Linked DNA regions of Mus musculus: region 1 is linked to region 2. A link is a loop called in an ENCODE intact Hi-C map of the cell type or tissue named here. Cell type or tissue: heart. All regions are shown on one strand. Links, peaks and the distances in the headings refer to the core of each region. The heading gives the core; the rest is flanking DNA. Region 1 holds the start of Ccnb2 (cyclin B2). Region 2 holds the start of Rnf111 (ring finger 111).

The links. Peaks named below come from ENCODE experiments on the same cell type or tissue, not always from the same donor. Only the 100,000 strongest peaks of a DNase experiment are listed, where the experiment ranks them.
Region 1: a loop joins it to region 2, with 2.4 times the contacts of the local background. A loop is called at or near these places in 6 of 42 quality-filtered maps.

What each region holds. Positions count from the first base shown.
Region 1 is chr9:70,412,148-70,427,790 of GRCm38, forward strand. Ccnb2 (cyclin B2) reads right to left here and starts at 9,407. Exons shown (of 9, transcript NM_007630.2): 1 at 9,270-9,407; 2 at 6,854-6,982; 3 at 6,647-6,760; 4 at 955-1,125; 5 at 695-853. The coding sequence starts at 9,293. Rnf111 (ring finger 111) reads right to left here. Exons shown (of 15, transcript NM_033604.3): 15 at 13,277-14,960. The coding sequence ends at 14,843. In heart, for the core only: a CTCF peak has its summit at 9,371; a DNase peak (open chromatin) is centred at 9,454; H3K4me3 peaks cover 2,049 bases; H3K27ac peaks cover 1,590 bases.
Region 2 is chr9:70,497,697-70,513,339 of GRCm38, forward strand. Rnf111 (ring finger 111) reads right to left here and starts at 6,079. Exons shown (of 15, transcript NM_033604.3): 1 at 5,763-6,079; 2 at 5,244-5,306. In heart, for the core only: no CTCF peak of the experiment used is centred there; DNase peaks (open chromatin) are centred at 5,655 and 6,155; H3K4me3 peaks cover 2,327 bases; H3K27ac peaks cover 1,667 bases.

The sequences.
Region 1 (15,643 bases), core at 4,693-12,692, 84 kb before region 2:
TGCTCTGCTGCTTCTAGAAGAAGAGCCCCCCTTCATCTCTATGGCGATTTGATGCCACACTGAGTAGTAGCCAAGATTCTCTCACTCAGCTCATTCTAAGAGAAGGGAACGCTGACACTGAAGAGCCTCAGATGTTGAAAATGGTGTAGGCAGCAGGGCTATAACACCAGCGACTCTGGCTGACTTCTGTGCCATGCAATGGTATACTTCCCATAATAAATGACTGCCGCTGTGCAGGACCCAGTGACCACTCATTCATAAACCAAAACCCCTAAACCCAAAATGCTCCAAAATCCAAAGTGTTTTGAATGTTGACATGATACCCCTGTGTAAAAAATTCAATACCTGTCTTTATATGCAAGCTGTAGTCAAAGCATACTAAAATTAGTACATTAGACTACCTTTAGGCTGGTAGTATAAGGTATATATGCATGACCTCAGGACTAGACTCAAAGTCTATCCTCAAGATACTTCCATGTGCAAATCAAATCAAATTAAAAAAAAAAATTCTGGTCTCAAGAACTTCAGGAAAGGACACTGCGCATGTGTGTCCCAGAGCCTTTGCTCCTGGGCTAACAGGAGTGCTCAGAGTTGGTCAGTGACATCAGAGGCCTGACACCTCAGCTTTCCACGGAGAAGCATCAAGGCCATGTTCACAGGGCTGCCAGTACCTCGCCCCTGCAGCTGCACTCACCTGCAGGAACCGGTCCATGATGGCAATGCACATGTACAGAGTTTCCTGCAGAAGCCGAAACTTGGAATGGACTTGGACCAGCCAGTCCACCAGGATGGCACGCATACGTCCATTTATATCTCTTCCATCTAAGAAGTGTGGATTAATGGACTGTAAAACCTGTTGGTAGAATTTAAAAGTTTAACAAGTTGGCATCTCTCCCCGCACATCCCTGTAAAGTCCACATTGCTTGTGCATCCCAAACAGAAAGGCCCAGCTACCTCAAGCTGCCTGAGGTACTGGTAGATGTCCTTCACGTAGTCACTGCAGAGCTGAGGGTTCTCCCTGTCCTCGTTATCTATGTCCTCGATCTTGCAGAGCAGAGCATCAGAGAAAGCTTGGCAGAGGCTCTCTTCCTTCATGGAGACATCCTCAGGGGCGGGAGGACGATCCTACACCAGTAAGTGGAAGACATGAGTCACTGCCCCACTGGGGACCCTGTTCCTGGCACCCTGCATGGCGTTTACATGGCATATGGCTTTTGTGTGTCCTGGTAAGCTTCTGTGTATTTAGTCAGCTATCTCTGTTCACACTTATATTAGCTCTCACACAGTAGGTACTCAGCAATGACTGTAACACTGGCATCGACAGCTCCCTGGCTACAACCTCTCCTACCATCATGCTGTATGTATTCCACTACTTCCTTCTGAATTAAGGCCCTGGCAAGCAGGAAGCACAAGAGCACAGTCCAGTCTGAGAACAAAGCAGGAGGATGCAAAGACTTAGCTGACAGGGTGGTTATTTATAAAACTCGAACAAATCAAAAAGTTGTACAGCTCAAATAAATATTTCGTAGTGAAGTATAAATAAACCATTATTTGAAAAGAATTTCAAAATCCTAACAGGATTTCTAGATCATACAGAGTACATATTAAGGGAATAAAACACAAACCTGGCTCACAGCTAATGCCATCCATAGGTTTAAAAGCTGGGTGTGCTAACTCGCCTGCAGTAGCAGCACGGAGGAGGCTGAGGTGGAAGGAGAGCTAGGAGCTGGAGTCCAGCCTAAGGTGGAGAGTCCTAGGTTAACCTGGGCTAGAGTGAGAACATGACTCAGAGATAACAAAAAAGTAAAACAAAACCACAACTTAAGTGAATTCTGTTACTGTTTGCACATTGCCCTAAGTACCGTGGGCCCACTGTGCGCTCTCTCTGTGTAGTGTCTACTGCAGAGGTTAACTAAGTGAACCTGGGTGAGGTGCCATGAGGAGCAATGCTTACTTAGGTCAGCCTGGGCACACAGTAAGTTCCAGGCCAGCTTATGCTACACAGTGGGAGCCTGACTCCAAACTGTAGTGGTAACCGTGTAACAAGATGATGACAGGTGCTGCGTCACCTTGCTCCTGTGATCTGGAGGCTGAGAGTACAGAGGGATGGGCAGGGTGGGAGCTGTCAAGAGGTGTGCTGTGGCACGGCAGGGCAACAACGAAGGGCAACCATGCTGCTAGTCAAGGCCACACCACACAGGAAAGCTTCTCCACTTTAGTTGAGCACTGACAATTCCTGAAACTAAGGAACTTTGGCTCCAAGAGCTAAAGCGTCTTGCTTTTCTAGATTCCTGCCCTCCCAGCACCAACCCAGCGCAGACCTTACTCCCCTACTGACTCAGCACTTAACTTCAGCAATGGCCAACTGCAAACAGAAAGGAAGAATTCCAGTCCCTTTCTGCCCTACAGCTAACCCAGCCTGGAAGCTGAAGGATTCTGCTTCTTGCCACAGAGACCCTGCCAGTCGCCCTTTCCTGAATACAACCTGACAACATGCTGCACATCTTTCCAAAGGTAAAGGGAAGGAGATAAATGTTTAACCTTCATTTGCACATTATACTGAGTGTGTGTGTGTGTATTTCAAAAGGTCACTTGGCTCCTTGGGAGTGTCATTTATCAGTTAAAAAATAAAAAATAGGGCTGGCAAGATGGCTCAGCGGGTAAGAGCACTGACTGCTCTTCCAAAGGTCCTGAGTTCAAATCCCAGCAACCACATGGTGGCTCACAACCATCTGTAATGAGAGCTGATGCCCTCTTCTGGTGTGTCTGAAGACAGCTACAGTGCACTCATATACATAAAATATAAATAAATAAATCTCTAAAAATAATTAAAAAAATATCATAAACACAAAGCTTAAACACAATAGTTAGGATTAGCAACTCAACATGTGCCCTTAGAAATGAAAAGGCAGGAATAGTGGTGCGCTCGGGAGGAGAGGCAGGTGGATCTGATTCTACACCAACCTGGTCCACCAAGCAAATTCTAGACAGCTACACAGAGAAAACCTATTTCAAAAAAATAAATAAAATAAAATAATTCTTTTTTGATGATGGTAGTATGCCGATTAAAACCTTCACATTAGACTAAGGAGGAAGCCTATTGGTTGTCAGGGACAACTGAAAAGTCCAATCAGAAGCTGAGGATGTGGAGGGCCGGGTGGGGTGAGTAGCGTCGCTGAACTCTAGACAGCAGTGTCAGAAGGTGCACTCACAGTTCAGTGTTCTTTCTCTTCACAGTGTCTGCTGTGCAGCACCAGGCTGTCCTGGCTGGACCACCATGCTCAGCAATCCACAAGACTTAGGGTAGAAAAGTGCTGCAGGGGGAGGCTCCAGGAAGAACTATTCTGACTCCCCACAGATGAACTTGGTCACTTGAGCATGGGGCAGCTCAAGCCCTACTTACTGTGATTAGGTTAGGAATACAGCCCTTGATACCCAGAGGCAGCAACAAGGAGGCTTAGCTTACTCTGTTTCATGTTTTATGGTTGTTTCTGGAGAGTTTACTCCTTTTATTTAAAAAAAAAAAACTGAGAGCACTGTACTTATTTTTCTTTCACTTGTAGCTAGTTAGCCCCTCTACCCCTCTCCTTCTCGCCCCCTCAACTCACTCACTCACTCTCGAGATCTCTCTCTCTCCCTCTCTCTCTCTTTCTCACACACACACACACACACACACACACACACACTCACAATCTCTTTCTCTTAAGACAGGGTCTTATCTATCTCAGGTTGAACTTGAACTGATCCTCCATCCCTGCCTTCTCAGTTTTGGGATCTATGCTCCCACACGCTGTTTCTGTGATGCTATGGATGGAGTGAAATCCCAACCAGACCCCTAGCTTCCTGGTCTGCCTGGGCCCTACTTGTTTGCCCAGTGCAAAGCAAATGCCCTTCTTCCCTCAAACTATTCAGTGTTTACCAGGCTTTGTAACTCAGGGGGGGGAAAGCCACTAGGTCCCCCACAAAATGCTATGTATAACTACTGTGAATGCCGGAATTAAGTCTCAGCCATTTGAGAAGCAGCTGCCTTGTCCACACAGCAAGAAGGTTTGCACAGCTAGGATTCTGGGAATATCCGCCTCCATGGACATATGGATCGACAGCTCTCTAGGAAGTTCCTAGAACTCCTATGATCCACTGACGGGTGCATAATTACAGCAACTGTCTGTACAGTGGCAACAGAGCCTGCAAATAATACTAGGCAGGAAGGGGGCACTGCAGCCAGAGTGGGGGCTCTTCTACCTACACCGAAGACTTGATGGTCCCTGGGCTACTATGATTCTGCAATCAGTGTCTAAGCTGAAGTAACTAACTGCACCTTAATCCTTGGTGACCTCTAAAGTCACAGCAGCCAGTGCATACATCCCGGTGGGACTTTAATGACGACTGTTCTGCACATTGGTGCAGGTGCCCACAGAGGCCACAAGAGGGCACTGGTTGAATCCCTGGAAGCTGAAGTTATGTGAGCCACCCAACAGGAGTACTACGAAGCAAACTCCTCTGTAAGTCCTCTGTAAGAGTAGCATGGGCTGGAGAGATGGCTTAGCAGATAAGAGCACTGGCTGCTCTACCAGAGGTCCTGAGTTCAATTCCCAGCAACCACATGTTGGCCCACAACCATCTGTAATGGGATTTGATGCCTTCTTCTGGTGTCTGAAGAGAGCAACAGTGTACTCATACATAAAACAAATAAATCTTTTTTTTTTTTTTTTAAAAGAAGAAGTGGTAGTGGCGCACGACTTTAATCCCAGCACTCAGGAGGCAGAGGCAGGCGGATTTCTGAGTTCGAGGCCAGCCTGGTCTACAGAGTGAATTCCAGGATCAGCCAGGACTATACAGAGAAACCCTGTCTCGAAAACCAAAAAAAAAAAAAAAAAAAAAAAAGGAGGAGGAGGACAATGAAGAAGAGGAGGAAGAGGAAGAAGAAGAGGAGGAGGAGGAGGAAGAAGACAACGACGACATGTTCTCAACCACTGAGTCATCTCTCCAGCCTCTAGGTCATTTATATGGACTGAGCTCTTAGGCCCATGTTTTGTGGTCTCAGTTTTGTTAGAAAATAGAGAAAAAGCAGTCAGCCATGGAGTAGAGGAGACCAGAAATAGGGGAGCACTAAGGTCATAGGAAGAATTCTATTTCTTCTCTTATATAACACTCTTACTTTTCAATGTTGGGGATTGAAGCCCGGGCCTCTTACATGCTAAGCTCAGTTTCTACAGCTGAGCTACTGCCCATCTTGATGGATAGACAGATGCCTTTTTTCTTTGATTCAGTTTTATGTAATAGTCGGGGGGGGGGGGGGGAGCCACATATCCTGGGCTGGCCTTGAACTCGTTATGTAGCCAAGGATGACCTTGAACTATGATACTCCTGGTAGGATTACAGATAGGTACCACCATGACTGGTTCATGCAGTGTTGGGCACTGAACATAGGACTTCATGTATGCTAGGCAAACCCTCTACTAATTGAGCTACATTCCTTGCCTAAGGAGCCTGAATATTTTCTGAGACAGGGTTTCTCTGTGTAGCCCTGGCTGTCCTGGAACTCACTCAGTAGACCATCAAACTCAGAGATCTACCTGACTCTGCCTTCCAAGTGCTGGGATTAAAGTTGTGCACCACCACTGCCCAGCAAGCCTGAAATTTTTAAATGAAAGCAAACATTTAAAAATAAAATTGTGATTAAAATTTTATATAAATGCAGATATTGAAGAGCAAATCTGACTTTATACAGTATATATACGTGCTATGATCTGATTTTGTTACTTAATTTTCCAAACATTTTGACATCTTTAAATGCTGTACTAATTCAATTCATATTTATGGGTACACAGTATCTCATTAAACATATCGAATGGAACTCCCATTTCAGATTATTTCTGTCATATATGTAATAGTAATTGGTCAGGCATAATGGTGACACATGCCTATAATACCAGCACTTGGGAGGCTGAAGCAAGGAGACTGCTCTAAGTTTGAGGTCAGCCTGAACAGGTGTGTGTGGGAGAGGGGACAACAGTCCTGTGAGATGGTTCAGTGACTAAAACACTTGCTGCCACCACCTAAACCCTGGGACCCACATGGAGAAAGGAGAAAAACAACTCTGGAATGTTGTCCTTTTGACCTCCAAATGTGCACACAGAGAGGGAGGGAGGGAGGGAGGGAGGGAGGGGGAGACAGAGACAAAGACAGAGATGGCAGGAGGTGCTTATTACTATATCTTGGCACCCAGAAATATCTATCTCATAGTAATTATGTAGGAGAGCATGTATACACTTGAACCTATGAGAAACGGGTAAGCCACCAAGTCCTTTAGCTCGGGACTCTAACTCCAGCTGAGCTACTCAGTCCTAGAGACCACCATTAATGTGGAATTGAGGCATCACCAAGTTGGGGACTGGGGAGATGACTCGGTGGTTAAGAGCACTGGCTGCTCTTGCAGAGATCCAGGTTGGTTCCTTAGCATCCATGTGTCAGCTTGCAACCATCTGTAACTTCAGTTACAGGGGATCTGATGCCTTCTTTTTTTCCCCCAATAGGGCACCGGTCTCAAACCCAGCGCTCAGACATATATGCAGACAAATCACCCATACACATGAGATGGAAAGGAAAGGCTTTGATTGCATGCGGTGAAGTCAGGACCTCCTACCTTGGGAGCTAGCGCCTCCATCTGCACTGGTTTCACAGAGGCTGTGGGTTTCGGCTGCTTGTTGACATTTGTCACTTTGGTGGGCAGAGCTGGTACTTTGGTGTTCTGAGGTTTCTATAAAGGAAGATGACCAGTGAGCAGTGCAGGATGACCAGCGTAGCCCCTGTACAGTGTGGCCCTCCACACATGCCATCTTGTCCTTGTTACCTTCGCCACCTGAGTGGTTCTGTTTCTAACTTTATTTCCAATTTCTTCTAAAACTGCCCGCCGGATAGTCACATGGCTCTTGGCTTTAGGAATAACTTCTGTGTCAATATTCTTCAAATCACTGGACACCTTAAAACAAAACATACAAAAAGACCACACCGACAACAAGCAAGCAAACAAACAAACAAACAAAAAAAAAAGCCATTAAATACAGAAAAAAATGAAAAACACCTACCTACATAATGTCAAATACTCAAAAGTCAGAGCTACCCTGGTAAGGTGAATATGCTGACATCTATTTTAAAAGGAGAAGGTAGAACTGGAGATGGCTCTCAGCAGTTAAGAGCATTAGCTTCTCCTGGCTTGTCGTGCTGTGGACTGGGTTCAATTCCCAGTATTCACATGGCAGCTTACAAACTGTAGCTCCATTCCAGGGGATCTGACATACTCTTCTGGCCCATGAACGGACTGCACACATGATGTACTCTATTTATGCACTTCAAACAAAAGCTTAATTTGTTTGGTTTTTCAAGACAGGGTTTCTCTATAGCCCTGGCTGTCCTGGAACTCATTCTGGAGACAAGGCTATCCTGGAAGTCGCTCTGGAGACCAGGCTGGCCTCAAACTTGCAGAGTTAGGTTTTGGTTTTTGTCTTTAAATTTAATTATTTTTTATGGGAAAAGGTACATTTAAAGAAATCTAAAAATGCTATTTGAAATATCACTCTCCATTAGGCAAACACCCACTGCCTTACCAATAAAACAAAGATCTTTTTACTGATCTTATAAATTGTTTTGCATATTCAAGCAGTTTTCAAGCGACACCAAAGCCTCCCACCTAAATGATTACTTCTTATAAGTAACCTGCGTCTGCTGTTAAGAGATCCCTGTCGGTTCTCTTAGAAACTTCCATTCACACAGTATAGCTGCAATGATAAAGAGCTTTGATACCAATAGTTAATGATAGCCCAGCTGTTTAAAACTCCATGTTTCAGACTTCACACCAGCTTGGGTTATAACGCCAACCAAAGAATAAGAAATAGCACTTCCAAGGAAAGCCCTTCAGAAACAGCTTCCTATAGCATAGACTCAAATTAAGGACATTCCCAATGACAACAGGATGGGGAAGTCATTTTACCTCTCAAGTATTGGGAGAGTCAGACTTGAATGAAAACGAAAAAAAAAAAAAATAGTGTTACTTGAAATTAATTGCCTTCATCTTGAATACAGTTAAGAAACAAGGCTTGCTATTCATACCCCAAAGTTTACAGTGTGGTACAATAACAAGTATTCCATGAGAAAAAAATATTTAACTTTCTGAGTGTTGGGGGAGGGGGGGAACTAATCCTACAAAACAAACAAAAAAACCTCTCCAAAGGTTGGGGTTTTTTTGTTTTTTTTTAAGATGACCTGTGTAGGATAGACCAGATAAACTGTACCCCATCCCTACACAAGACTTTAACTGTTAAATAATTTGAAAGAACAAATTAGACAAAAATTAACTTGTTAGTGGCAGTTAGAGCTACAAGACATGAACCCTGACTGTATGTTCCTCATTGTTTAGGATTCTGATCCCCAAATCTAAGCTGTTCGGTCTTTACTGCTAGCTTCCCACGGCTAAATTCAAAATGAGTTTGAAAGTTCAATTTCTTATGAGTTAAAGCCTGGTAATGAGGGGTACCCCTGAATTCACTGGGAAGAGGAATTGGAGGCTTTTAACTAGCCAGGACAATGGCAGCAGCTGTGTCGGGGGCCCTCTTGTTTTCAACTAAAGTAGACCGACCCTAGTACAATTAAAGCCTAAAAGTCAGTAATACTTTCATTCTCAAAAAGGTAATTAAAGGAATTTGGCCTTTTGCCCAACTGTCTGCCATCCTAGGATCCAAGTTTTGTACGTTTCCTCTTACACTTGGGTGTTTTTGTTTTTTGTTTTTTGCTTTTTTCGAGACAGGGTTTCTTTGAATAGCCCTGGCTGTCCTGGAACTCACTCTGTAGACCAGGCTGGCCTCGAACTCAGAAATCCGCCTGCCTCTGCCTCCCAAGTGCTGGGATTAAAGGCGTGCACCACCACCGCCCAGCACTTAGGTGGGTATTTGTTTTCATTTTGTTATTTCTGTTTTTTTTTTTTTTTAAGAGGACAAAACCACACTTTAATGACCTTGGCCAGGAAGGCAGTATGAAGACGCGAATGGGAAGCTCACACGAAGCAAACTGAAAAATGTGAAAAGTAGAGAAATGGCACTGGGCGGCTTCCCGGTTCCTCCCGGTCCTCATCCCCAGCGCAGCACAGCCCTGAGTGGTAACAGGAATGAAGACCCCAGGCCGGGCCTCTGGACCGCTTTAGCTCTGCCAGGGCCTCTCCGGCAGCCTCCCGGGCTACCCGGCAGGACAGGGCACCGTAGCCCCGGCGCACTCACCGTCGGGCGTCGGAGCAGCGCCATGAGGGCCGCCCTGGCAAGTGCGGACGAGGCACAGCCACTCCGGTCTGCGACACCGTTGGGAGGGTCAGGGCCCCGCCGCTCCGCGTCCACCGCCCGGTCCGCGATTCAAATACCGCGCCGCTGACGCACTATTGGGTAGACGCACGCAGGGCGCGCGCAACCCATTGGCTAGACTGGAAGGCCTTTCTGCACGTTGATTGGCTGGCTTGTATTTGCTTGTCATAGCAACCAGCGAGGCCACCAGGCTTTGTTGTTTCCTTGTCTACAGTCTTATTTTCAAATTCTAGTCCCTGATATTAAATAAAATAATTTTTCCTCCTACTGGAAAAGATTGTCTTAATTTTAGGGGTAGGAGTGGGGAGCCATCACCTAAGGACATATGTCTTTAAAAGTTTGTTCTGGGTTAGGTAGAAGTGGGTTCCAGAGAACTTCCTGGAAATGCTACTTCTGACCTTACTTCCTCTTCCGGAAACGTCTACCTGGGAATTTGGATTGGAATGGTCTGGCAAATGAAGCCATCGTCTCCAGGTCGTTCAGGGCTACAAGATGATTGTGACTCGGATGTGTACTGTATGTGGTCTTCCTAAAACAGATCCCCAGCAGAGTCATAATTCAAACTAGACGTGATTTGTGTGACTTCCAGCACAATACAGTAGAACTCAGAAACTATTTGTCAAATGACGGTGTGATGTGCACAAGATTTCAAAAGAAAAATAATGAGTATCCCAAGTTGTGAACAGTGAGAGACAAGACAGAAAACAAAAACAAAAACAAAAAACAAAACCAGAATATTACCCTGGGGAAAAGACTAGGTAACAACACAGAAAATGGTGCAGTGCCAGCAGAACGACTTGAGATCAGGCTACCCCATCAGTCTTGTTCAAGTCCCTTCTATTGGGAAATAATAAATGCTCCCTCCCCCTTCGCCCAAATCTGACATTTCCAATCTGAGTCTAAAGGAAGAACCAGTGTTGTCCAACACTCCCACCTGAAAAGACAAGGTGGCAGTACTACCCCTCGACCTAAATTACACATGGATATTGGAAACCAAAGGAGCAGAAATAACTATTTATATCCCATTAAGTTCTCTCAAGTACCTGCTAAAGGAAATGAAAGTTCTGTGGCTGCTGACTCTTGGTCCATCATCCTTACAATCACAGAGGTTACGCATAGCTTTCTCTTTCTTGGGAAGCTTTGGTTTGGATTGGGGAAGAAAATGTGCTCTGCAGTTTGTACTATTAGCACATGCTTGTAATAATTCCAGTTACTTGGGAGGCTAAGGCAGGAGGATTTTTTTTTTTCCTGAGACAGGGTTTCTTTGTATAGCCCTGGCAGTCCTGGAACTCACTCTGTAGACCAGGCTGGCCTTGAACTCAGAAATGGCAGGAGGACCTCTTAAACTCATGATTTCAGCACCAATTTGGCAACTCAGACCTATTCTCTAACTGAACTTTAACTTTAACAAAGCCATTGGCTGTACTTCAGGTTACTGTGGTGAATGGACTTCACAACATGGTCGCATGTGTTCTAGGCCGGTTTACAGCTTTCTATGTAGTTGAGGATGACCTTGAATTTTTTTTTAATACTTTAAAAAAAGATTTATTTATTTTATGTAATATGAGTACTGTCATCAGACACACCAGACAGACATTAGATTCCATTACAAATGATTGTAAGCCACCAGGTGGTTGCTGGGAATTGAACTGAGGACCTCTGGAAAAGGAATCAGTGCTCTTAACCCCTGAGCCATCTCTCCAGCCCGACCTTGAATTTCTAATCCTCCTGCCTCTACCTCCTGAGTGGGATTACAAGCTGCACTACAACTAGTATATTGCACTGTCAGAACCCAGGGCTTCCTGAGGCCAAGGGAGTCTACCATGAGCTGCATGGCTAGCCCCTGTGCTGAATCTAAAATGGCCAAATTGTATTGGTTTGGGATTCTTCTTCCATGCCCACTCATTTTAGCTACCCTTGATAGTCTCTAAGGTGGCCTAGCAGTCCCTGGATCACTGACCCACTGTGTAAAGTCTAGCTATCCCTTGCTAAATAGATGACAGTGAAAAGACCCAGTGAACCATCAGCTGTTCTCACCATGCAATTGAAAGTGTCAGACGTCTAAATCAAGCATGCTAGACAGACTATTCCAGTAGCACTCCCAAGCTGAATGTAGCCACAGGAAGACCACAGTGAAAGATGAGCTAGATTCCATTAGCATTACCCAAATTGAGCATCTGTGAGCAAATAAAAGTACTTGAAACCAAGTTTTGTGGTGGTTGTCACAAAACACTGACACATTGAGGGCACTTCTGTGACCTACAGTAAGTCTTTCATTGCTGGTTAGTATGTTTTTGTCTTCTCATGGGGCCACAAAATACTATAGTGGTTGGGATATGTGATCCCTTTAACAATCTGAATTCTCAATGGTGTCTTGGTACATGCTTTCAATGGAAAAGTGGAGTGCATTTACCATCTCCAGATGTTTTGCCATTTGATAGAGTCTTGAAGGGTATGTTTATACAATATGGAAGCATGAATCAGATGCAACAGGGAATCTTGAAGAGTTCTGACTCCAGTCAGAGAGAATGTTTACCTACAAAGACAGTATGTCCAAAGCAACGTCTTGGCAAGAAACCTACTTTTAAAACACTAGGCAGACAAACTGGCATGTCCCTGGCAAACAGGGAGCAATGGAGAAGGGTGCACAATGGTGACTTACAGCCTCTATATGCACATACATCACCACCCACACAAAATGTAACTTTAGAATACAGGGCATAAATTCTCACCATCTAGCAGCGACTGACATACATACTGACTTGTCTATACATACTGCTGCTGTGATTATAAAGTGAGAAGCAAAACACACACGGAGTAGAATCTGACTACAGGACAGAAGGAAGCTAAAGCTCTTGAAAATGCCCATTTAGTGACTAGTTGCTTGAACAAAGTTGCAGCAGAAATGCTAGCAGCACCTCATGATACTGCAGTTGCTTTGAAAGGCCAAACTTTTAGGAATTAAAGCAATAATTTATATTCTCTTTTTAAGATTTATTTTTAGTACTGTGTGTCTTTGTGGGTGGTGTAGTAGGAAACTCCAGCACTTGAGAGGCAGAGGGCAGGTGTAGCTCTTCTGAAATTGAGGCCAGCCTAGTCTACATAATGAATTCAAAGCCAGGGCTTACATCATGAGACCCTATCTCACAAAAATAAGAGTAAAACAAACATATATAAAGCAATACCAATTATAAAATAGGTCAAGGGCTTATTATCTAAACCTCGTATGTGAGAGAATTCGTATATTCTGAAAAAACACCAGTAGGACCTCATAGCATGGAACTCTCTTCATCTTTAAAAACATATGTATGTGCGTGTGCTGGGGGCAAGGTAGGGGGTTATGGATACATAAGTGCAGGTACCCACAGAGGCCAGAGGTGTCAGATCCTTCTGGAGCTTGGAAACTATCTGATACAGGTGCTGAGAATTGAACTCAAGCCACTGAGTCATCTCTCCACACACAACCCTAGCTTTCACCTTTTATTCTCAACCTCTTGGACAGACTCAGGCTCTAACGGCAGGCAGTCCTGTATGCATCACAGTTTTCTTGGTGGCTTTTCCCCAGGGAGACAGCAGACACTGCCCATCTACTCTTTCCTGATCTTCTATAATGTAGACTGGTAACCAAAGGTACCTTTGCCCAAAGGTACCTTTTTGAAGTGTTGGGCAAGGATCTCAGAACCCCTGTAGTTTAGAAATGTCTTAATATCAGGCTAGCGCACAAGTATACTTTTAACTATATCCACCCTCCATCTGCATCCATACCATGTTGATAATGAAATTAATGTACCATAATATTTACTAATATAAAAGGCAAAACTGAATGAATATAAGCACCAGAATATGCAAATATCAATCAGGTGGATATTATTTGAACTCCAAAGTGTCCAATGTAAACCATTTTATAAACACTAATTATGAAACACAAAGACAATAGAAATATAAGTTATTTATTAATCAATCCACTTACAAAGCAGGTGGCTTAATGCAAGCTTATTGACATCTTCACATATGATCCATGGGAACATGTCTTCCACATACAGACAGTGGTATTACTGACTGGATGCATTTGCAATCTTGGGCATATTAAGCATATTTAAACAAATAAAATTAGGCTATCCTGTATATGAAAGTATCTTGCTAATATGCATCCTGAAGTGGATTAAAACTTCCTCCAAAGGAGAAATGTTAGTATGTTAACTTTCACTCTATATTATGTTGTAAATCTTAACTATAGAAATTAAAATTTTTAAGTCAGTGATCGACTCTTGGTAATGTCTGAAGTGGGTGTCTATAACCATAGCAACAGTAGCTTGACAATATAATCTGTGCCTCACAGTATCTGCAGATTTACTGTTTTCAAGTTTAGAGAGAAATAAAACAAGAGACATGTAGATTCAGCTGACTTTATTTAAACTATAAAAAAAAAATCCCTTAAAAGTGATCCTGGGACCCTTAGAAGTTCTACGAATGCATAGATACCTGCCAATGACTGAATCCTAAATTCTGACTGAATGACTTTATAAAAATTAATGTAAGCAGATATCTTATTCGTGCTTAGCAGAAGACCTAACAAAATTCTACATGTCTTTTTCAATTTCCCTATATTTTTAAATCTGCAAGTATATACAATCCAGCTATCTCAGATTAATATTTAGTGTTCATCAACGCTGTTTCACAGCAGCAAAACCTGGGTTAGGGAATAAAGTTCCAAATGGCAGAGAGAAAGATAAATAGGGTCAGAACAGCAGTCTAAACATATGGCATCAACAGCAACTCTATCTTGCACTGTGCTGGAAGAAAGGAACACCAAGAAAATTCCTATTGATCACTCTGGTCGTGTGGGTACCACCTGCATCTGATTGACATGGGTTACATACATTCTGTTCCCAGTATGAAGGGCGGTACTTAACTCAGAATTCCATATTGTAAATATACAGCAGCCATTTTGTCCTAATTTAATTAAGGAATGTCTTAATACACAATATCATTTCCTAGAAAATCTTTATACATTAAACTAAAGTACATGATTGATTAAATTAAAGGTTAGTAATGGATAAAAAATTCATAATTTTCAAGGTACTATGTAAAAAACAAAAAACAAAAACAAAACAAAAACAAAAACAAAAAAACCCAAAAAACAAAAAAAAGACCACAAAATACTACTTACTAAAGCAGCTAATCTTGCCTGCAAGTTTAGGGTCACAAGCCCATAATATGTGCAAAGAAATGCAATACAAGGAATCATGCAAAAATACAGTAAAATGATACAGGAAGTAATGTCAAATCTAGGGAAAAAAAAAGCTTTTATAAATACATCAAAATCAACTGTGTACATAAGTTGTAGGTCTAGCGGTAGCTGTACCATGTAGCAGAGTCAGCACTCCGAGTTCAAGGCTTCCAGATCTGCGCAGGTAAGTCATGCCATCTTTGGTTGACTGCAGTACCAGGAAGGATAGGAATGAGAGGGACACCAAGAGTTCTGAAACACAATGTCAACTTTCACTTGGCAGCTGGGCCTCGATGTCCACTCTGCATATGGGGCACTTCTTATTGGTGATCAGCCACTGATCAACACACACTTGGTGGAAAAGGTGCATACATGGAAGGCGCCTATTGTTGAAGAAAACAAAAAGCAAAAATTAATTTCATAATTCTATGGGGTACTAATTTGCAAATACATGTTACACCCAGTAATTTAATAGTGTTACGAAGTTACTAAGCATCTTTCTGTTAGAAAGACTAGGACTGGCAGGATGGCTCAGTGCGCAAAGTAATTGCTGGACAAGCCTGACAACCTGACCTCAGATCCTCAGAACCCACATGAAAAACAGCATGCAATGGCTCGGCACACCTGCAGTCCAGGATGCCCCCTATAAGGATAAGGAATGGAGACAAGTTCCCCAGAAGCTGGGTAGCTAGCTAGCCTGATGCATACAATAATGAACAAAAACAGAGATCCTCTTTCAAAGGAGGCAGAAGGTAGGAACCAAGGTTGTCCTCTGACCTCAACATGTGTACTGTGGTGCTTATATGCATGCACACACCTTCTCTAAGAATTACTCATTATAAAACTGGCATTTTGGACAATATAATGTATGAGTTACCAAGATAAATAACTGGCATGTCTATGAAAGCAAACAATATAAAACTCCTGAAAAGTGTCAGGTCAAGCAGCATTGGCAATCTCACTCTAGTTTTGTCTTGTAGTTGAGTGGCCAATGTCCTGGAGATGAAAACTCCCTGTTGTATGATGCTGCAAACACTTTTAGCTATCAAATCATTATGATGCTTGT
Region 2 (15,643 bases), core at 3,085-11,084:
ATACTGTTGTTTTTGTCCTCTACACCTGTGCCATGTTGCATGTTCATGCACTGGCATACATGTATATACATACACACGCACACTCACATACACACACACACACACACACACACACGCACACACACACACAAAATAAATGTAACCAAAAAATGTAAAGATAATGCTTACAACTGGTTAATACTCTGGTGCAGCAGTTCTCAAGTTTTTTGACTTTTTAAGCTCTTCACACCCTGAGGATCCCAATTTTAATGTATAGCTTTTATCTACTAGTGACACGTTCAAAAGTAAAACTAGAAATATCCAAAGAATATTTGTAAGAGCAGTAATAGTATCACACACTAAAAAGTTAACATTTATAAATGTTTCCAAATATTGTGAAAGAAATGCTATACATTTTCATGAATCTCTTAGCTTCTGGCTTCACAGCAGAAAGCCAGCTTCTATATCTGCCTTAGTTTTGAACCTATGATAGGTTGGTTGTATTGGTTAAATTATAAGAAAATCCAGTACATGTAATTATTTGCTATAAAAAGGGAGTAGTGCTTGTAATTCCTTTCACAAGTAAGGGTAGTGATAAGGGTAGTTTAACAGAGGACAACTGCTGTGTGGAATCTGAAGCTGTAATAGTCAAACTTTTCAATATAATCAATCACACCTCCAGCCCGACTCCAGAAAAAACAAAGGAGACCCAATATGTAATGGCTATTCTTGGTTGTCAACTTGTCCACATCTGGAATTAAGTAAAACCCAAGTGGCTGAGTACGTTTGTGAGAGATTTTTCTTAATTAAATCATTTGAAGTGGAAAGACCGACCTTTAATACAGATCTTTTGAGGTAGGAAGATCTTTTAATCTGGGGCACACCTTCTGGTAGAAGCCTATATAAAGGTCATAGAAAAGAAAGCTTTTGTTCTTTGCCTGTTTGTCCCCATTCTTGTTGGCAAGTTCATTCCTTCACTGGCAGTAGAGCCTACTTCTGGATTCCAGTGTATACTGAAGATATCCAAGTGTTCAGTCTTCATACATCAGTATGTGCTGAAATAGCCAAGCTCATGGATTGAACAACTACAACTACTAGATTCTTAAACTTTCCATTGGTAGACAGCCAGTGTTGGAATACCTGGGCCACAGCCTGTAAGTCACTCTAATCTCTTTTCTATATATAAATAGGTTCATTCTCTAAGTTCTGCTCCTCTTGAGAACCCTAACAAATACAGCATTGGAGGACCAACACTCAAGGGTATGCTCTGGCCTCCACATCATACACATGAACATGCAGACACATAAGAACTCTACTATGAGCTACCATGCAATCCCCCCTTTTCAGTGCTGGAGACTGAACTCAGGCCCTTGAAATTTTGAGGTAAACACTCTCCCCCAGAGCTAAATTCTCATCCCCTTTTCTCTCTTTTTTTTTTTAAAAAGATTTATTTATTATTATATGTAAGTACACTGTAGCTGTCTTCAGACACACCAGTAGAGGCGTCAGATGTCATTACAGATGGTTGTGAGCCACCATGTGGTTGCTGGGATTTGAACTCAGGACCTTCAGAAGAAAAGTCAGTGCTCTTAACTGCTAAGCCATCCCTCCAGCCCCTACAGCCTCTTTTCTCATTCTTCAGTCTCTAGCTCTAAAATCTAGACATGTTCCTACGTAAGTAAACATATTATTATCATCTTTATCTCATCTGAGAGTAACTCTAAAACACGGCTGTGCCACCTTTCTACCTACATAAGAAGCCTATTTCCATTCTTCTCTACAACATGATCTTATTTTCCTCAAGGCACTCACCACTATTTATCCTATTTATGAGGTTGTAACTCAACAGACTGTCTACTCTATGAAGGCAACATCTTGATCCCTGCAGACCAATCAGTATCTGCCTACAACATGAGGCAATCAACACATACTTAAAGTATATCATAATGTAAAACCTCCATGTAACATATCAGCTCTGCTCTGTGTTTCTATCATTTGTAACTTTCTTTTCATCTATTGTCAATTTCTGACTACCTACAGAAACCCAGGCAGCAACCTGAGAGATACAAGAGAGAATAGAGTATAAGATGGTCAATATGCCGGGCAGTGGTGACACACGACTTTAATCCCAGCACTTGGGAGACAGAGGCAGGTGGATTTCTAATCCCAGCACTCCGGAGGCAGAGGCAGGAGAATTTCTGAGTTCGAGGCCAGCCTGGTCTACAAAGTGAGTTCCAGGACAGCCAGGGCTATAAAGAGAAACCCTGTCTCGAAAAACCAAAACCAAAGTATCATTTTTATAAACAATGCTGTAGCCCATACTATCCCACATCTAGAAGAGGATTAGAAATTCAATATACTTAAATTGACACACACCTTTGATGCCAGCACTTGAGATGCACAGGCAGGCAGATCTGAGTTTGAGCCTAAGCTACAAAGTGAATTCTAGGGCTACACAGAGAAACCTAGTCTCAGGGAAAGAAAGAAAGAAGGGGGGGGGGGAAGGGAGGGGAGGGGAGGGGGAGAAATTCAAGGAACTTTCTGGCTTTACAGTGAATTTAACCTGAGATGCCTGAGAGCCTGGTCTCAAAATCAGGGGTTGGGGTTTGGGGGGTGTATTCATATTTAGAATTTTCTGAAAGGTGTAAAAGGTTGGTAAAACTGGACACAAGCTCACACTTGTAATCACCAGCACTTTGGTGACCTGAGTGGCCAGCCTGAGATATTCAATGAGAACCAGGTTATAGTACACTCCCATCTTCGGAAAACACAAAACAAACAAAACACTCTGAGTAACTTCTCCAATGGACAGAATTATCCACTACCATGAACAAATATGGCTTCATTGAAGGTTAATGCATATGTATGTGCTTTATTTGCATACACGCATCAATTTATACTCTCCATAGAGCATTTCTTTCTAGAGAGCTGTCCTGATAAATCTAACAGTGAATATTGAAAGAACTAAAAATAGAAGCTATTAAATGTGGCACACACACACCCAAAACCAGAGGCTAGAAATGAACATTTATGAATTTTATACTCATTTTACTAATTGAGAAGGCTATAACTTCAAGAAAAGTTAACAATAAATTCAGATCCAATGTACAACAACCATACTACACCTAAACAAATGTAACAAATCTTAATTACTATTATTTTGTTGTTGTTGTTCTGTCAGTCTATTTCCCTCTATTAAAGACCCAAGTCCATGGAGTTGGGGTAAAAGCAGGGACACATATAACTAAGTTGTAACTAATGCATGATACCAAAGCCCTTTATTACCATAACTTTTTTGTTTTGTTTTGTTTTTTTTGTTTTTCGAGACAGGGTTTCTCTGTGTAGCCCTGGCTGTCCTGGAACTCACTCTGTAGACCAGGCTGGCCTCGAACTCAGAAATCCGCCTGCCTCTGCCTCCCGAGTGCTGGGATTAAAGGCGTGTGCCACCACTGCCCGGCTAATCATGACATCTTTAAGACTTTTAAGCTATGAATGTTTTGATACAATGAATTTTCTATTTCATATTTTCAACTTAAAAAAAAAAACTGTACTCAGATGCACCTGCTCAAAAACTTACTGCTCTTTAGCTTTATGCAAATAAACTGCTGTTCTCTTAGAATATCAGTAGAAACATGTCTCAATTTCTTACAAATATGAAACACCAAAACAAAACTTGCTGAATATAACCCCAGCTAGCACACATTCTTCATTAAGCCTAATTATTTTTATTATAGCTTTTTTCAACTATAAACTCGAGACCCAAGTACAATGACAGAAACCTGCAGTCCCAGCTCCTTTGGAGGCTGAGGCAGAAAGATTTCTGAGTATAGGAGCTAAAGACTGACTATTTCTAGTGAACCATCTGGGATACAAGTGACCAATATACAGAGAACAAAGGGGAAAGATGACAAAAGAAAACACACATACATGACACCCAACCCTGATTATTAAGAAAAAAACTACTAGAGACAGGCGAATTTCTGAGTTCGAGGCCAGCCTGGTCTACAGAGTGAGTTCTAGGACAACCAGGGCTATACAGAGAAACCCTGTCTCGAAAACAAACAAACAAACAAACAAAAATTATTCTTGCTAATTTTCCCCACTATCATTCACCCAACTCACAAATGCCCTCAGTAATTTTTTCAGATACTACTGAGACTCTGAGGTAACAAGCAAGCAGGATACAATGAAATAATTTGTCCATGGTTACACCCTAAGAAAGTAGCAAAAGTAATATATATTTTGGGGGTGGGTATTTAAAATAGGATCTCTCTACATAGTATGGGCTGTTGTAGAACTCACTATATACACCAAGCTAGGCTCTGCCTCCCAAATGTTAGGATTAAAGGCAACTCGAGCCATCACACACTCAGCACTCCTGCTACAAAAGTAATTTAAAGCTAAATTGTTTCTCTTCAAAATAGAAGAGCTTCCTTAAAACCTATGTCACAATGTAACACAATATTACAATGACCAGTTTCTACTAAACCTTTTTACTAAAATAAAAACAAAACAAAAAATCACTTAGTTACAAACTATCAAAATATAAATCCAGACCTGGAAAAATGGTTTGTTGTCAAGAGTGCTTACTATGCTGGCTGAGGACCCAATCGGGACTCAGCACCTATACAGGGCAGTGCAAAACCTCCTTTAACTACCACTCCAGAGTACTAGGTCCTCTTCCGGCCTCAGAGGCACCTGCACTCACATGTACAGACCCCACACACTGGTATATACGCACATGAAGGTTTTGGGGTTTGTTTGGGTTCTTTAACGTAGACTCAAAAGCTAAGTAAAATCAGAATTCTTGAAAGGACATCTGTATTAAGTCACGTGAGAGCTATTGCAAAGACAAATGGTAAAGATATGAGGAACCTCTGTTCATCTTTTTTTTGATTTTGCTCTCTTTGGTTAAAGAGGTCCCCAAAACAAGAAAATTAAAGATAAAAGTGCCAAATGGAACTAAGTTTGGATCAAGTCAGGTTCAAGAGCTGTCAGAACTCTGACAATGAGGTCTCTGTCAGCTGGCTCACTCACTGCTACTCAGGAGTTCTAAACTCATTCTGTACATAAATCAAGGAACAGGAAAGCTCTCAACAATACAATGGAGTCACCCCAGACATGAGCAAATTAAGTGAAGGCGCTAGCTACAACTTCCTGGTTTTTTGGTTTTTGGTTGTTGTTTTTTTTGGACGCTAAAAAGTCACACTTTTTTTTTAAAATTATCTATAAAGCTCTATAATCTAAGAAGTGTGGTGACAAACCTCTATTTCTCCAGAACAAAAACCGATATTTCCACCGCACCACTGCTGACTCCGATCAATTATCTAGGCAGGATAAAGAAAACATCTTTTTTTAATGACTAACCAGCCAACTCCACACAATATCAGACGCGCCTGTCTTCTGCTCCGCGGACTGCGCGTGCCCGCCCGCACCGGGCGGCTCCCGGCTCCAGCCGGGGTTACCTTCCTCACTCCATTGTCACCCCCACTCCTCGGCCCTGAGCCCCAGTCCCGCTGGCGAGCGGCGGCCCCGGGGCGCAATCCCCTCACCCACCCCCTCCCAAGAGGCCGTGGGTGTGTCCGCGGGCGGACTCTTGCCCGGACACAATGAGCCACTCCGCGCCGTCCGGGACCCGCGGTCATTCCCCTGTCGCCGACCCGGGCCGGCCGCCGCGGCCCTTCCTCTTTCTCCCTCCTGCTCGGCCCCTCCCCCGCCGCGCGCAAGCGCCACCGCGCCGCTCCCCTCCCCCGCACCCCCCCCCCTTCCGCCGGCGCCCTCACCCGAGTCCGCAGGCCCCGTGCGGCCAGGTCCCGGACTCGCTGGCGCGGGGCTGGGGAACAGCGCTCGGCCGGGTGAGGCTGAGGCGGGCCGGGCGGCTCTCCTCAGGAGGGCGTCTGTCAACACCGCCGCCGCGGAGCGTGAGGCTGAGCCTGGCTCGGCTGGACCCGGCTCCGAGCACCCGATCGCGGCCCACGCGCGCTCGCGACCCTGAACGGCCGGCGTGCCTTACGCCGCGCAGCACCAGCGCCCCGCCACCATCGCCGTCGCCGCCGCCGCAGCCTGGGCCGGCCCTCCCCGACTGCGCGAGCGCGACACCGGGGCCCTTTTACGACAGTTCGGAAAGCGAGCGCTCCGGACCCTCACGCCCTCTCACAGCAGTATGTCTGCGCATGTGCGGGCCAGGGACCGCCCCCCTGCGTCCCAGTCCTTCCTCTTTGCACTGGCTTAGGCGAACTGTTGGCCCAGTGGGACTAAGTTAAAAATAAGGTGGTTGGGTTCACTTTCTTCCGTGATTTCGGGCTCAACAGTGCTTCAGCATAATTCCGCCTACGTACTGGTTGCTTTTTCTCAAACTAAAAATTATTCCAGCTTACTGATTGCACTAGTCGCGCCTTTAAATAAAAAAACAAAAAAACACGGGTTAGTGTCTTTCTCAGCAGATGATACCCAAAACAGAGATCTCATCTCACTGGTGAAGTGAATTTTCAAAATCATTTCAAATGTATTATTAGGTAGCCTGGGAGCTATACAATCGCAGATGACTTCTTAATTGCCTCACAAAACCCAGAAGATTGCAGTTTTTATTGTGTGCCCTAGAAGGATGTAAGGACAGAGAGTGGGCTCTGCAGTCAATCAGACAGATTTCCGGTCAGAAAGCAAAGTGAGGGTGCCCAAGCTGACTTATTAACACCTTTATAAATCTCAGTTTCCTCTTCTATAAAACATGATAGCCTTATATGCTTCAAAATGATCTTGTGAGGTCAAATATGACGACTTAAAGTACCTTATATTACCAATTAAGTATTTAACAAGCATTAATAACCTCCTTCTACATCAGCTCGTCGATAATATTCACTCATGTTCTCCATATTTAGTGAAGGTGATTTTTTGGCTTGGTTTGGTTTGGTTTTGGTTTTTCGAGACAGAGTTTCTCTGTGTAGCCCTGGCTGTCTTGGAACTCACTCCAGAGACTCAGAGATCCACCTGACTCTGCCTCCCAAGAACTGGGAGTATTTTTAAATTTTAAAAGAAGAAGAAATGGAAAACATTGGATTTGGATTTCCTCAGCCTCCCTAGTTGCTGCCCTCTACAAGTAGAATTCTATCGGGACTATCAAAGCCCAGGACTTTTTTGTTTTGTTTTGTTTTGTTTTGTTTTGTTTCCGGGCTTGGTTAGGTTTGGTTTTTTTCGAGACAGGGTTTTTCTGTATTGCCCCGGCTTTCCTGGAACTCACTCTGTAGACCAGGCTGGCCTCGAATTCAGAAATCTGCCTGCCTCTGCCTCTGCTTCTGGGACTAAAGATGTGTGCTTCTTGGGTTGGGGACTTTAGGTTAGAGGCAAGACTTGTCTGTTCTGATCAGGTAGAGTTTTTGAAGTGTCTAATGTTTACCCAAAGGCTTGAACTTAGTTGGTTGTTGAGTGTGTTAATCTAAAACTAAGTAGACCACTGGGCTAATGATGGAGATTCGGATTCATTAACTTACATTTCTGACAGTTGAAGCAAGCATTTTGGTAAGGTCAACCAGAGTAGAAATGAGAGGAAATAGATATGTGGAATGTTTGTTATTTAAAGAGCTGAAGTGAAAGGAAATTCTAGGAGGAGTTGAATGTGTTAGAGAGGGAGGGAGGGAAGGAGGAAGGAAGAGAAATTGAGTCAAGATATATAGGTAGTAAAAAATTAGGAGGAAATTTAGCAATAAAGAGTATGATCATGGATTCATGAAATGCTGTTGGTTGAGCAATAGAAAGATCTGTAAACTTGACCAGCTTCATAGATTATCTTGACATAGAGAACAGAGTTTCTCTATGAAGTTGGTTTTGACACTCGGGTATTGTTTGACATAATCAAAAGATGATTTTGGTTGTCACAACTGGGGAAATGTTGCTGACATCTTGTAAGAGGTACTAAGCACCAAGCCATGGGCAGGACACCACCCACAACAAAGAGTCATCTGGGCTGTGAAGTCAATATCTCAGCTGAAAAGTCCCAATGTAGAAAGTATTGCACACTAGTTACACCAGAGCTAATACTATTTTGTTAAATTGGTAATGAATGAAAAAGAGACAAGTCTAGCAGGATACCTAGTCAGAAAGAAAAAGGAAGAAAGAAAGAAAGAAAGAAACAAAGAAACAAAGAAACAAAGAAACAAAGAGAAAAAGAAAAGAGTAAGGATTTAAATCCTTTTGATATGTTGAAGGGAAAAGGGTCAGAAAAATGAAGAGGTAAATGATAATAGATCCAATAATCCCTGGAGAACAATGGTTGGTCAGATGAATAAAATTGGCCATTGTACTGAAAAGAAATGATTGGACAAATATAATTAGGTTTACTTGCCTAAGGGGGTCAAACCTTTGACTTCTCTTTGAAATACAAGATTGTGCCATTTACCCAGGTAGAAAGTTTGCAAGTGGCTGGGTGCAGAATGCCTAAAGCACTGAAATTAAAAGCATCAGAAGAGCCATGCTGTAATGGTGCCTGCCTTTAATTCCAGGCAGAGGCAGGCAGATCTCTAAGTTTGAGGCCAGCTTGGTCTACAAAGTGAGTTCCAGGACAGCCAGGGCTACACAGAGAAACCCTGTCTTGAAAAACCAAACAAAAACAAAAACATCAGAATAGCCTTTGACATAGTTGCAGGGATGGTGATGACAAACCAAGACAGGAAGCCCAGATCAGAAAATTCTTAAGACTGAAAGGTCTGCTGTGGTTTGCATCTGCAGCAGTAAGGGGGAAGTTAGAGAAGGAGGAAGCTCACACCTGGATTCATGCAATAGCACTTTTCTGGTTCCCCCCTCCCTATACTCCCATACCACCATGAGTTAAAGTCTAAAGAGATGTCGGGACAGAGCAAACTGGGAAGCAACGAATAACTTAAAATCCTTTAATAACCCTTCATCACCTTCAGGTCCTAAATCCTTGGTTTAACAAATAAAACTGCTCAAAATCCAGAGTCTCCAGTATCTTTTCATGCTAGGTCTTAACTATCCTGCCCCCACCCAGTGGGTAGATTTCAGTAGTCTTCTTAAGTTTCTTGTAACACTTTCAAAACAAAACAAGCCAACACAGCATCCTGTACCAACCCTAGGTTTGCTGTCTGAAATTAACAACCTTCTGTTTGTGCAATCACGTTTTGCCTGTTGGAGTGGAAGAAACCGTTCTCCGGCTCAAGACTAATTCATTCGATCATTAACCATTTGCCTCCATAGGAACTTTGCTCCAGGAGTTTTTGCCTCTTTTTCAACTGGCTCTTTTCCTTCAACAAACCTAGAGAACCAAAGTGTTGCCCTTTCCTGGCTGCAAACATGCCGGATGTATGCCTTTGTTTCCTATCACCCTATCTTCGCACCTGTTGCTCCTCTGGTCTAAACATAAACCCTTCCCTCTCCTCCAACTCCCACCATTGTCATCTGCGTCTGCCTTCTTCCAAGCCCTTCTCCCTGAAGTACATCTTTATCTCTAAGAAAGCCCAGCAGGAATCACTGCTTCCTTTTCAGTCTCTTCCATCTACGTTCATAGTCTTCTCGTTACAGTTTAAATACCCTCATGTACCTTCCAAGACACTAAGCTCAAAGACAATACCTTTCTTCCTTTGTCAGAAAAACAGCACTCAATATGTATTGAACTGTACTGAGAAGTGAGCTTTGGATCCCAGTGTCATCTGTACCACCAAGATACTACGGATCTATAATTCTGACCAAATCACTTGAAAATGCTGACAATTAATTAACGTTACTTGTGGAAAGTAAGGGTCACCTATATATACTCCAGGCCAAATCTAACTTCCTGAAACTGCAGCAAAATAAAGTTTAAGGAGTTAGCCTGAGTTCCTGGGCCAGCAGTGTCTTAACTCTGTTTTCATTTGGTCTAAACAGAAATCCCAGGGCATGTGTGATGGCTCAGTATGTGTGTGGGCAGGAGTCTGCCACAGAGCCTGATACCGGAAGCTTTGCCTCTGGAGCCCATGTGGAGGAGGATAGATGATTCCTGAAGGCCGTTCTCTGATCTCCACATGTGAATGCCTCCCCAGAATAAATGTAAAAATAATAATTAAAAAGTATTAATGAGCCGGGCATGGTGGCTCACGCCTTTAATCCCAGCATTTGGGAGGCAGAGGCAGGTGGATTTCTGAGTTCAAGGCCAACCTGGTCTACAAAGTGAGATCTAGGACAGCCAGGGCTACACAGAGAAAACCTCTCTTGGAAAAAAAAAGTATTAATGAAAATAAAAACATGGCTCTAGAGCCCAGTATTTAAGAGCACTTGCTGCTTTTCCAGAAGACCTAGGTTCAATTCCCAGCACCCTCATGGTAGCTCACAACCATCTGTAACTCCATAGGATCTGATGCTCTCTTCTGGCCTCTGTGGAGAGCAGGCACACACGTGGTATTTAGACATACATGAGAGAAGAGAACCCAGACATTTACAGATAATTATTAAATTTTAATAAAAGTAAATATGGAAAAACAAATCACTGGAAGTAATAGTTTCAGTAAATGAACAGAAACCAGAAAAAAAAAAGTGGGGTGCCCACTGTCCACTACATCCTTCACAACTGAATAAACTTTACAACTGAGATGAACCAAAGATGTGGTCAGATTTGTAATGAAGATGGTGAAGCAAACCTTAGTGAGGCAAGGCGATGATATGGAAAGATCTTGGGAGATTGTCAAGAGTATTTACAGAGCTACTTTCCCTGTGAAACCTTTGACAGGATGAGGACGATCTCAAAGAAGCTTCTGAGAACACTCAATGGCTCACGGCATTTATTGCTTATGGGGGCAGTGGGAATTGAAGCTGAAAACACAATAGACCCTGTGACTTCAAGTTTAGCTAATGTGGCCCAGTTCTTCTGTGTGTACATGCAAGTATGCCTGTGGATGGGTACATGTGTATCCAGGGGCTCATGGAGGCCAGAGCCCAACCCTGGAGTAACTGTCCATGCTGTTTTTATAAATTTGGTCTTTTATTGATCCTGGGGTTCACCGATTAGGCTAGGCTGGCTCCCGGTGAGCCCCAGGATCTTCTTGTCTCTGTCTCCCCTACACTGGGATTACAGGCACTGCTACCACACCTGGCTTTCTATATGGGTGCTGGGAGATTGAACTCAGGGCGTCATACGTGCATGGCAAACACTCTCCTGACTAAGCTCTCTACCTCTGTTTATGAGATCTTAGGTTACTTGATTACAGAGACCATGTAGCTCAAGTAGTACAACTACATGGTTTTTATTGTATAGATAAGGAGAAAGAGACAAAGGTAGTCGGCATGCTTTCATTTTCTGCTAGTAAATGGTATTGACAGCTACTTGATGTAATGATAACCTCAAAAGATAATTTTTGTTTTGTTTTGTTTTGTTTTGTTCTGTTTTGTTGAGACAGTCTCTCTATTATGTCGCTCTGGCTGTCCTAGAACTCATTATGTTGATCAGACTGGCCTTAAACTCACAAAGATCCACCGGTCTCTGTCTACCAAGCACCAGGGTTAAAGATCCACACCACCACAACCAGCTCAAAAGAAAATTTTTGTTTGTTTGTTTGTTTGTTTGTTTTTTCGAGACAGGGTTTCTCTGTGTAGCCCTGGCTGTCCTGGAACTCACTTTGTAGACCAGGCTAGCCTCAAACTCAGAAATCCGCCTGCCTCTGCCTCCCAAGTGCTGGGATTAAAGGCATGTGCCACCACGCCCAGCTCAAAAGAAAATTTTTAGGAATATTTATGATTAAGTTTCTCTAATTGCATTAAATATAATCTTTATATATATGATTATATATATATATACACACACACACACACACACACACACACACACACACGTGTGTGTGTGTGTGTGTGTGTGTGTGTGTGTGTAATTTGGTTTTTTCAAGACAGGGTTTCTCTGTGTAGCCCTCCTGGAACTCACTCTGTAGACCAGGCTGGCCTCAAACTCAGAAATCTGCCTGCCTCTGCCTCCTAAGTGCTGGTATTAAAGGGGTATGCCACCACTGCCCGGCTGCTTTAAGATACTTTTAATCAGGCTGAAGAGATGGCCCAGAGGTTAAGAACACTGACTGCTCTTCTAAAGGCCTGAGTTCAATTCCCAGTAACCATGTGGTGGGTCACAACCATCTGTAATGGGGTCTGATGCCCTCTTCTGATGTGTCTGAAGACAGCTACAGTGTATTCACATATATAAAATAAATAAAATCTTTTTTAAAAAAAAAGATATTTGAATCATTAGTAACTAATTCTGTGTGGCTCAGTACCTGAAAAACTGTCACAAACTGTGGTCTAACAAAGTGATAAGGAATACCTGGAATTTTAGTCACACTTGGTAAATCACACACTTGTGATTCAAGCAGTCAACATGTAGGGACTGGAAGATCCTGACCAAGGCCAGCCTGGACAGCCTTGTGACACTAGACCCTGTCTCAAAAGCGCCCTCCCACACTGCCTTGCCCATCCTGGAACTTTAAAGATAAGCATTTGAAAGTTCATGCATCCCCAGATATTCCAGATATTTCTGGGTATTAAGCCAAGTTCTGGGCACACGTGAAGCCAGCTGGCTCTAGGAAAGCATTTTTAAGTAATGCTGTAGAAAGATGAGAGAGAAAGCCCTTGCCACACCACTGGTGAGAAATGCCGAGAATTATGACTGAGAGTCTCAGCTGACTAAAAGCCATTTTCAGAGGTGGTGGACTATGCTAATCACATGACTTTCCCTGCAGTCAGGCCAAGGCCACACAGGCTCAGCTCTGAACTTTGACTTTATGTAGCTTCCTGCCGTTTTCCAAGCTCTGCTGTGCTGTTTTTGAAACCCACAACTTTCTGAAGTGTTCACCTCTGCTAGGGAGAAGAAAGAGAAAGTTTCTGATGACTGAAAAACAAGGCTCCATAGAGCCAAGGCCTTCAGAGTTCTAACATTTCACATTCACTAGTTCGGTTTATATGAACCCTGAGAAGATTATAATTTCACATGGGATTTACATGCTGGTTAAAGTTTTTGGTAAGTTCAGCATAGGAAGTAAAGATGTTCCTATAAATCTTTCTATTATTTTTCATAGACCAGGCAAAGTTTTTCAAAAACATTAGAAGTTACTGCCTTAGTATTGATTTAACTGTGTAAAGGACATCTTGACTGACTTGGGAAGATAGGACTATAGAGTGTACTTCCTGTAAAGATTAGCACAAAGAAGAAAGGACAGTGAAATGAAATGCCTATGTACTAAAGGGGGGTATTTTTAACAGGATCTGTGTGTGTGGAGGCCAAGAGACATCAGATGTGCCTGGAGCTGGAGTAACAGGTGGTTGTGAACGGCCCCATTTGATGCTAGACACTGAATTCAGAAAATCTTCAAGAGAAGTACACATTCTTAACCACCTGGTCATCTCCCCAAGCTGCCTCAGTGGGGACATAAGAACTACTTAAATCTGAATGGCTCTGGCACTGAGTGCTGCTGGTAATATGCTTTGAGGTGCTGGGGGGAATCAAACACAGGATCTTACTGCAGGCTTGGGAATGTTCTCAGTGACCAGTACGGCCATCCCACAGAGCAGAAGGCACCATTTTGCTAATGCCTCAGAAACGTGAAACGATTTAGAGATTTTAGTTGAGGTTTAGTTAATTGGTTAATGCAGCTAACGTCAAACTCTGAAACCTATTTGTTTCAGGTACACAGGTAAGTACAACTCAGAGCCCTTCGGTATCCACCGTGGGATAGTGTTGAACTGGGAAATGGTGCCACCTACTGAATCATTGTTACCGAAGCAACTCCACACCCAGGTCATTTTGAAGAATGTGCAATATTTGTTTTCTCAGAAATGTACATCTGAGGGCCTGTGAGATGTCTGTAGATAAAGGTGTTTAACCCAAAAACGGATGACCCGAGTTCAAGCCCCTGGACCCACATGGCAGACGAAGAGAAACAATACCTAAAAGTTGTCTGTGACCTCCTCCACATGCATGGTGTGGTTTCCCCTGTGGAAAAAAAATTTTTTAATGTACATTTAAAAGGATCTTTATACAGCAAATATTATGTGATTTAACTTAATCTTTCCTTCCAGTCAAAGATAAAAAGGCTATCTACTACGTGTGTTTATCCTCGCCAACACCTCTCTCATGACTAGCAAAGGAATTCAAAAGGCACGAGCCTATCACGAGCTATGGGACAGGACATCATTCTGCCAGTCCCTCTGTCACATGTCTGGAAGAGGAATCAGGTAACCAGGTACTGGAGTACTTTGGGAGAGGCACCATCATAGACTTCTGCCAGAGCAAGCTGGTAGCTTACGTCTTCTAGATCTGAGAGGACAGGGACTCAGGGCAAAAGCAAGCGAGATAAAAGTACAAGACCAGAAGGGTAGAAGAAGGGAGTAATTATCAGTCTCTCTGTGGCGAGGACAGGCCTCTCCTCTTGTCTTTTCACCACAGGTAAAGACTACGGTACCTAGGCCTTTAAATACTGGCTCCGAACAGGGGCAGGGCGTTGAGTAGAGAGACCAATTAAACTAGTTGCAGAGAGGCAGAGCAGCTGGTGGGACGAGCTGTGACTAACGAATACTTCACACTCTAATGCTCCATTATCAACCTGCCCACACCTGCCTGCCTAGCAGTGGATGGCACCCACTTGTGCACACTTCAGGTTTGGTTTTTTTAACTACAACATTTGTAAATATTTGTTGACAGTGAAGAAAGGCCGGTTTTATGAGAAGCTGAGTGTGAATGAGATGTGGGTGAATATTTTTGAGTGACTAAGGTGGCCGGGGTAACTCAACAAATAGAGGGGGAAATGTTTGAAGTTCTGGAACAGACTCAGAGACTTAAAATGCAACAGTCTTCAAAAGTTTTTTGAAGCTTTAAAAAAAAAAATCATGGGTATTAGTATTTTTCCCAAATGTATGTCTGTGGACCACACGTGAACAGTATCCACAGAGGCCAGAAAAGGCCACTGGATCCTCTGGAACTGGAGTGATAGCCCATCATGAGTGCTGGGACTTAAACCTGGGTCTTGTAGAAGAGCAGTCGGGGGCTCTTAGCAGATGAGTCATGTCTATGGCCCCAACACTACAGACTTATGACAGGGACCAAAGGTCATGAAGAAATCACAGAAGAATGCTTGGAAACTGAAATTATGATTTCAGAGATTAAAATTCAGTAGAACGATTGAAAGGTAAAAGCAAGAAAATCTTTCAAGATGTAAAGAAAAAAAGAATACCAACAGGAAAGAAAAGGAGCATAGCGCACACATATATGTATATGTAATATATAACATATATATTATATATGATACATATCAGCTATAATAGATAAGGGTTTCTTATAAGGGTTTTCTGTTTCTTTTCTTTTTTGTTGTTTGTTGGTTTGTTGGTTTTGAGACAGCGTTTTCCTGTGTAGCTCTGGCTGTCCTGGAACTCCCTCTGTAGACCAGACTAACCTCAAACTCAGAAATCCCCTGACTCTGCCTCCCGAGTGCTGAGATCCAAGGCATTCACCACCACCATCAGGCTTAATAGGGGTTTCTTAAAAAGGTGGAAGAAGAAATATTGAGAAAAATATTAAATTCCCAGAACTACAGAAGAGTTCTAAATTCTAAAATGACTTAATTACCCGCTGGGAGACCTTCTGTCCACTGCAGATAAAGCTGCTGTAAGCATTGTGTACAGGTGTCTTGTCTGAATCCTTGCTCTTGGT